Regions from separate parts of the Homo sapiens genome. Here region 2 is linked to region 1. The links are chromatin contacts, found by Hi-C or POLR2A ChIA-PET in ENCODE. All regions are on one chromosome and are shown on one strand. Each heading gives the region's core, a stretch centred on a gene start or an enhancer-like site at or near the end of the contact. The rest is flanking DNA. Distances are from core to core; before and after follow the strand shown.

Region 1 (3,932 bases), core at 1,309-3,808:
ACACATACACACATGCTATAAATGATGAGTCAATTCCACAAGCCTCCTGCAGAAGCCCATATCTTCTCATCCTGTTTACATTTCAGCGAGTCCCACCTCACGTTGCCCTGAGTGTGTGTACAGGTCACAGCAATGCTGAGAGCAGCGTGGGCCAAGCGCAAGACTGGAGCTTCCACCCCTCCTCCACTGGTTTCATGCTCATTTTCTTTCCTTTTCCTGTTCCTCCTCCCAGACAGAGTTGCCTCCCTCTTCCAAAAGGCCACCCATGCTTAGCCACCCCTCACCTCGACACACACATATCATCGTCCCAGGTCTCACTGTCACAAAGAATAAAGCTGAGAGCTGAGTCTGCTGGGGTGTGGGTGGCGTCAGGCCCAGAGAGGTCACATGCAGCTGCCCCAGCTGGCAGGAACGTTCTAGAGAAATGGGTGGAAGGAAGCATTTTAGGAGCAGCAGGCCAGGCCAGAGAGCCCTGTTGGGTACTACGGGCCCAGGCAAGAGGTCTACTTCAAGAAGATTCCATTAGGGAAGTAAGACAAGAGGCAGTGCAACATAGCGACTGAAAGCAGACTGGAGCCAGACTGCTATGTGACATGTGATAGTTACTTAATCTGTCTGTGCCTCATTTTCCCCATCTGTAAAACTGAGATAATAATAGCAACCTACCTCACAGGGTGGTTTTGAGGTCAAGTAAATGAATACATGCAAAATGCTTACACAGGGCCTGGCACAGAAAAGCACTACATAGAAGTGGGGTTATCTTTTTTTTTTTTTTTTTTAATGAGATGGCGTTTCACTGTGTTGCCCAGGCTAGAGTGAAGTGGTGCAAACACAGCTCACTGCAGCCTCCACCTTCTTAGCTCAAGCTATCTTCCCACATAGCTGGGACCACAGGCATATGCCACCACATCTGGCTAATTTTTTTATTTTTTTGTAGAGACAGTGTCTTGCTATGTTGCTTAGGCTGGTCTTGAACTCCTGGGCTTAAATGGTTCACCTGCCTTGGCCTCCCAAAGCTCTGGGAATACAGGTGTGAGCCACTGAACCCGACTGGCTATCATTTTAAGGATCAAAATTATCAGTATTTCTCCATGACCCCCAGTCACTTACACAAACACACACACACACACACACACACACACACACACACACACAAAACCACTCGTATTCTCCTTCCTCTGCAGGTGTCAAATCAGCCTACAGATCTCCAAGCCAGTGCAGGCAGAGGCCGTATGACACAAGCAACCTCAGTCACCACTCATCCTCCATCTACTGGCCAGTCCCCCTCCAATAAATAAATTTCTGATTCTGACCCCCAGCCCAGGCCAAGGCTCACATTGGCTCATGAGAACTGCATGTGCATATCTCTTTACAAAGCTGTATCCAGTGATGTCATATTCATAGCTTGAATTCAGCCACTGTGGGAGTATTTATACCATGGCAATTGGCAACACTACAAATCAGAGATTTTTTTCCCCTCCCCGTGAGCAAGCTGTTAAATATTTACCAGCACAACATTACTTGTACCAACCTTTCATTTCTCCGCATTCCACCCTGGGGCCCTTCTCTACATGACACTTGCTCTTCTTCCAGACGCTAAATCCAACTGTAGCTGACTCCCTGCAGCAGCATTGCCCCATCTGATTAATATCCTGTGACTACTTCCTCTTGGAACCTCAAGGCCCACTGTTGACTGTGCCCCTGCCCTTTGGCACCAAACTTTGTCCACCAGGGAGCCCCCTTCACCGCTAGTCAGACCTACTCCCCAGCCCCCATCCTAAGCAAGTATGGGAGTCTCATGCCAGGCCCCTGCCCCATCCTTTCCTCTGCCTGCACAGTGTTGCCCTAAATTGCCAGTAGGCTGGTATCCAAGTCCTGAGCAAGCCATGATGAGGCATCTGCTGTACCTCTGAAAAGCAGAGTATAAGATTTTGCACGTTGGATGGTTTGCTCCATGAAGGAGCAAGAGACCTGGAGGGGAAGCATGACCCAGGGTGGTGGTTATCTTTTCTTGTGGGCTGAGTGGGCCAGTTTATTTATTCATTAGAATAAAAGCTGCATGAAGGCAGGATTTGACATCTATTTGTTTTTTTTGCTGTGTTCCCAGTGCTTAGATCAGCACTGGGCCCTTACTAAGTATTCAATAAATATAAGTTGAATGAATAAATGAATTAATCTGCTTATTCAACAAATGTTTCCCCTAAGCTTTTATTTGTACCAGGACATTTTAGATCCTGGTGATACAGAAAAGAGCAACATATGGTCCCTGCCTTCAAGAAGCTTCTGGTCCCATGGGCCACAGATGTGGCCGTTAGCGAAACCCGGGAGTCCCTCCAGGACGGCTTGTGAGCACTGGTGCAGATGGGAGCAGGGGCAGGGGCTCCCAGCTTCCAGACCAAGATGGGGTGCTGTGTGGGCCAGAGAAATCACAGTGTTTGTCTGCACGTGCTCAGTGGATTGTGCTAGCTGCTGGCTGTTGGCTGAGGTGGCCGCCCAAGGTCTCTTGGCCAGAACACAGCTCCAACTCCTTCACTCTGGCCCCGCCCACCCAAAGGAGCAGAGCTGTTGGCCAAGAGAGAGGAGTCAGGCAGGGAATCCCAGCCCCTCCCTGCCCCTGACTGGGCCCGGAAGGGCCTGGCATGCTTCTAATATCAAGCAGCAAATTCAATCAGGCAGATGAGAATTCCTATTATTTTAATATATTTAGAAGAGAGTTTAAGGTGGATTTTGTTCCATGCTGTATATTTTTACAACATGAGGTCAGGCCACTTTGATAAATGCTGTAATGCAGGCAGGAGGGGCCTTGGGAAAGGGTGAGTGAGAGAAAGAGTTGAAAGAGGGAGAGGGAAAGAAAGAGAGACAGAGACAGACAAAGGCAGAGACACAGAGACAAAGTCATAGAGACAGAGAGGCAGAGGCAGAGAGAGAGAGGCAGACATAAAGACTGTATGTGCATCTCTGGATCCATTTTTGCACATATGTCTATGACTCCATGTGTGTTTCTGTGTCTGTTTGTTGTTCAAGTCGACAAATCCATTTGGGGATAAATAGGATGATTTTTCCACCTGCAGGAAGCAAGGCAGCCAAAGGCTGATTGGGGCTGCTCCGCTCTGCTGCTCTCAGAAGGCCTTGGGCTGGGACTCGCATTGCTCCCTAGGCCAGGCTCCAGGCTCTGCTTAGAAACTGAGATGCAGGCAGGCGGCCAGAAAGGCAGAGGCAGTCAATCCTTAGCAGGAGAGAGGCACTGGGCCCCCGGGTGCCCCCTGCCCTGCTGGCTCTGCCACGTGACTCCATTCTCACCTTCCCCGGAGGATCCCCATTCCGCTCTTAGAAGCCGGCATACATGGCTCCCAGCATCCAAAACAAATACCACTGGAGCACAGGGACTCACGGTGCCTTCTTTGAGACCAGAATGCATAAGCATGGCAGGAAAGGGTTGACTAACCAGGTTGAAAGAAAAATTTTCTAGTCTGGAGCCTGGGGGATGGATAAGATGACCTTTGGAGGTCTTTGTCATGACAGAAATATTTGACTGAAAGTTTTCTCCTAGTGTCAAGCTTGGGGAAGAGGATGGGATGGGCTTCTCAGTTTCTGGAGAACTTTCCTTGGCTCAGAGTCCTGAGAAAGGGTCCAAGTTGTTGAAGCTGGTGCCAAAAGCCCCTGGCCCAGTCCAGACCTGGCAGGTGACCTAGGCAGCTGCTGAATCCATCTGCCTGCTTTGGACAAATGGCACCCTTACCAGCATGGTGTGTGTCTGCCCACTTAGGGCCTGTACCGGTATCCAGGTGGTGGATGGGATCACATCCACTTTCATTAGCTCCTGCAGTGGGTACACCCAAGACACTTGGGAGGGAGTAAGCTTTGTAAACCTTTCCTCGAGGAAGGAGGAGGCAGAGGGACTCCCATCTGCTGTCTTGGCCTCACTACCAGGC
Region 2 (3,751 bases), core at 515-3,014, 180 kb after region 1:
GTGTTTGTGTATATGTGTGTGCGTGTGTGTGCGTGCATGCGTGTGTGTGTGTGTGTGTGTGTGTGTGTGTGTATAGATTAAGAAAACTACCCAGACATAGCCAGGAGTGATGGCCTGTGCCTGTAGTCCCAGTTACTTGGGAGGTTGAGGTGGGAGGATCACTTGGGCCCAGGAGTTTGAGTCCAGCCTGGGCAACATAATGAGACCCCATCTTGAAAAAAAAAAAAAATCACAAAAGCCCAAAACTACCCAGAGGAGATGGCTTTTGAAGCCATTTTTTTTTATATTAGAAAACCACTGCAAATACATAAGATTGTGATGAAAATTGCTCACACAGGGCCTTCATCCACATTGGAATTGCTGGGTCAGAGCGCCTCCACATTTTTAGGTTTTTGATGTGTATTGTTACTTAAGTGGCTCCCAGACAGGCTGTACCTGCTGAAACTTCACCAGCAAAACAGCGTATAGAAAGGGGCCATTTAGTGTAGCACTGTCCTTCTTTCAAAACTGCCTGCAACTCTAGTGAACCTGTTGAGGATGGGAACAAAATAGTCTCTGGATCTTAGGTTGTGGTGCATGGGCTTCTCCTAAACATGGCAACACATCCTTCTCGACTTTCCCAGAGCATTCTAGGCCATTATCAGAGTGAGTGTCCCTGCTTCAGAATTGGATCTCTGGCTGCTAGAGTCTGGCTGGGGAGGAGCATGGATTCTGGGTGGGAGAAATACTCATTCATTATTCATTGGCTCTTTACTGAGGCCCAGGTTCACTGCCCCGAAGGAACACACATTCTGATGGGAAATGGTGGCTCCTTACATCAAAGCATACGTGTTTTTTTCACAAAGCAGTTTTGCTTACATCATCCCATTTACATTCAACAGATGAAGAAGATACCCAGGCCTCAAGAGAAGACATGGCACATATGACTATTAGGGGCAGAGTCAGGCCTCAAATGCGAGTCTCCTGATCCTGACTCCAGGCTCCTTGTAAGGGTCACAGCAGCCTAGGTATTCCTCCCTTTGGGACTTCAGGAGTCAAGCCTAGGACAGCTAAGCCCTGGGGCTGGGGCCTGGAGGAGCTTGCAGCCCACCACCCATTGCACCCTCACTGGGGACATAGCAACCCGGGCTGAGGCCAGGGAATATTAGCAGCTGAACCTTCTGATTCAAGTGGCTAAGCAGTGACCAGCCCGTAGAGGACTCGGGCTGCCTAAGGCTGAGTGAAGGAACCAAAGGCTGCCTCGGGACTCAAAGGGTAGTAAATGGCGTTTACGAAGCAATTACCAGGGCTGGGCACTGTTCTAAGGGCTGGATGTGTGTTTATTCACTTAATCCTCACTACAGTCTCATGAGATGGCTGCTACTCTCAGTGTCATCTTTTGGATGAATAAAACAGAAGCACGGAGGGGTTTAAGTAAATGGCTCAAGAATTCACAACTAGAAAGTGGTAAAGCTGGAATGTAAACCCTGGCAGCCTGACTCCAGAATCTGGGCTGTTAACTACCACACTAGACAGCCTCTGAAGCCACGTGGCCAGCATCAAGGGGTACAGACCAAAGGGCCCAGGTTCCTTCTTTCTCCAAGCTGCCACCATCACTTTGCCTTACTAGTGTGGTGAAGCACCTAAGTACTTGGACTCCGCATTCCGGCTTCTCAAGTTCCAGTCCTTACATACAACTTCCTAGCCACGTGCCTGTGGGCGAGGCACTTTCCCTCTCTGAGCCTCCATTTCCTCATCTGTAAAACAGAAATAATCACAGTCCTACCTCAGATAGGGACCTCTCTGAGACATCACTGCAGCAGAAGGTGTCAATGAAGTAATGCACATGAAGTGTGGAGCATGGTGCCTGGCCCACAATAAGTACTCAGTAAATGTTAGCGTTTATTGTAAGGGAATATAATAAGATGTTGACTCTCCAGATTGGCTGGATGGTAAAGTGAGCAGTGAAGGGCAGGGATAGAGCCCTGGGGTGACTGTCCCAGCCCAGCCAAGCCCATTCAAGTCGACAAACATTTCAAAGGTTTATTGATATTGCCTCTGTGCTAAACTCTGTGCTGGGCATCATTCCAGGTGAGATGCAGAAATGAAACACTGGCTCTGTCCTCCAGAAGCTCACAATCTACTGGGGGAGACAGACACTGGCAGTGTGAGCAGAAGCGCTGTGAGGGCTGAGAAGAGAACACCAACTTGGCCTGGCTTGGGGGTCAGAAATGTCCGTGAATAATAGGCTCAATAGGAGTTTGCCAGACAACGGGCAAGGGGACGGGCATTTCTGGCTGATGAGAGCACATACAGAAAGGCGCAGAGGCTTAAGGGTGCCTGTTCTGGTCAGGTGCCAAGGAGTAGCTTTGGGTTGTTGGTGTGTAAGGTGTGCGTGGTGGGGAGGGGTAGAGGTGAGAGACTAAGGAGATGGGCAAGGGCCAGATCACCCACGACCCTGAAAGCCATGCTGAAGAGTTGGGGAATGATGGACAAATATGAAAGGTAAGCAGCGATGGGCAAGATCAGAATTGAGTTTTGGAAAGATGGCCCTGGCTGCTGTTTTGCAAGAGAGAGAGGTGGAATGGAAGCAGGGAGACCAGTCAGAAGGCTATTGCCATTGTCCAGGTAAGAGATAAAGGTAGTACAAACCAGAGTGGCTGGTGGTATTAGGGGTGCTCAGAAATGGGCAGAGTCAAGTTCAGTTCAGAGGCAGAACTGAAGGCAGATTTCAAGGATAACCCGGAAGTTTCTAGCTTGGGTCCATCTGTAGTAAGACCTCAGCTGAGCTGGGAGCAGACACCTGTGCTCTGTAAGCTTGTCTCTTTTTCCCTTTTGGTGTTTATTTTCATTTCCTTTCGGTTTCCTTGTAAAGTTCATTTCAGAAAATTCCCATCTTGTTTCAGCTGAACTGAAGGGAAGGGAAATGTTCCCATACTCTAGCTGGGACCAGGGTTCCCAGGGCCTCCCAGAACCCAAGCTTTGCTGGTGACCACTCCAGCAGAGTGATGATGCACAAACTTGGAAAGATCTGGTGGACTAGGGCCCAGGAGAAGGCTTGGCATAGCTTGGCAGGCCTGCCGGGTGGGCGGGGGATGGGGGAGGTTTGGCCAGTATCAGGGGATGGCAGCGCAGAGAGAGAAGTGAGCAAATCCTGTCTTTTGCCTGTTTCAAAGGAGAATGGCTCCCTTCCCTGGGCAATGCCCCTAAGTCATGGCTATCTCTGGTCTTTTCTTCTCTGGATTTCACACTCCCAGGCCCCACTGAGGGGTGTCTCCCAGGAGCATCTGTGCCAGGGGGAGGGATCCCAGAGTCCACAGTAAATACCCCATGATGGGGGTGGGGTGGGGGATGAGAGGGATTAGGAGGCTGTGTGGCGGTTTGAAGAGGCAATGGGCTGGAAGTCGGAAGACCTGGGTGAGGGCCAGTCCCGGTGAACTCTCTGTGTGACTGTGAGCAGTTCCTTCTTCTCCTCTTTGGGCCTCAGTTTTCCCATCCATCCAACAAGGGGGCTGGACTCGAAGGTCTCTAGACGCCCTAACAGCTTGAAAGATTCCATTCTCTTCTCTGAATCTGCCCAGGGGGAGGCCTTGGGGGCTGGGGCACCGGCAGGGGCTGAGAATTCCATAGCAATTTGCATGTGAAAGCATGTTACTGCCATGGCTATTAGTGTGTGCAGGGGGGCTGAACACAGTGCTAGGACAGCTAACTGTCAGGCTGGCCGGAAAGGCCCAGGCAGCCTGGGTGGGGGAGGGAAGAAGGCCTGCCCTGA

What was found. A loop is a pair of places that touch in the nucleus more often than their neighbours do. ChIA-PET counts read pairs that join two places held with the same protein, here RNA polymerase II (POLR2A). Pooled maps may share reads with other maps.
Region 2: a map of PC-3 shows a loop between it and region 1 (3-fold over the local background). The contact joins two enhancer-like sites. A Hi-C loop is called at or near these places in 3 of 168 maps with a recorded cell type or tissue (PC-3 and mammary epithelial cell), 1 of 37 single-sample maps with no recorded cell type and 2 of 50 pooled maps. POLR2A ChIA-PET finds 5 or more read pairs at or near these places in 1 of 52 experiments (MCF 10A).

Annotation. Positions count from the first base shown.
Region 1 is chrX:69,023,742-69,027,673 of GRCh38, reverse strand. No RefSeq gene overlaps it. Among named protein-coding and RNA genes, the nearest start is that of PJA1, 140 kb to the left of the region's middle. Within about 2 kb of position 2,558, at least 11 of the 41 ENCODE cell types and tissues checked have a DNase peak (open chromatin) inside an H3K27ac peak, as active enhancers do.
Region 2 is chrX:68,846,649-68,850,399 of GRCh38, reverse strand. No RefSeq gene overlaps it. Among named protein-coding and RNA genes, the nearest start is that of EFNB1, 20 kb to the right of the region's middle. RefSeq lists an enhancer at 3,266-3,751. Within about 2 kb of position 1,764, at least 2 of the 41 ENCODE cell types and tissues checked have a DNase peak (open chromatin) inside an H3K27ac peak, as active enhancers do.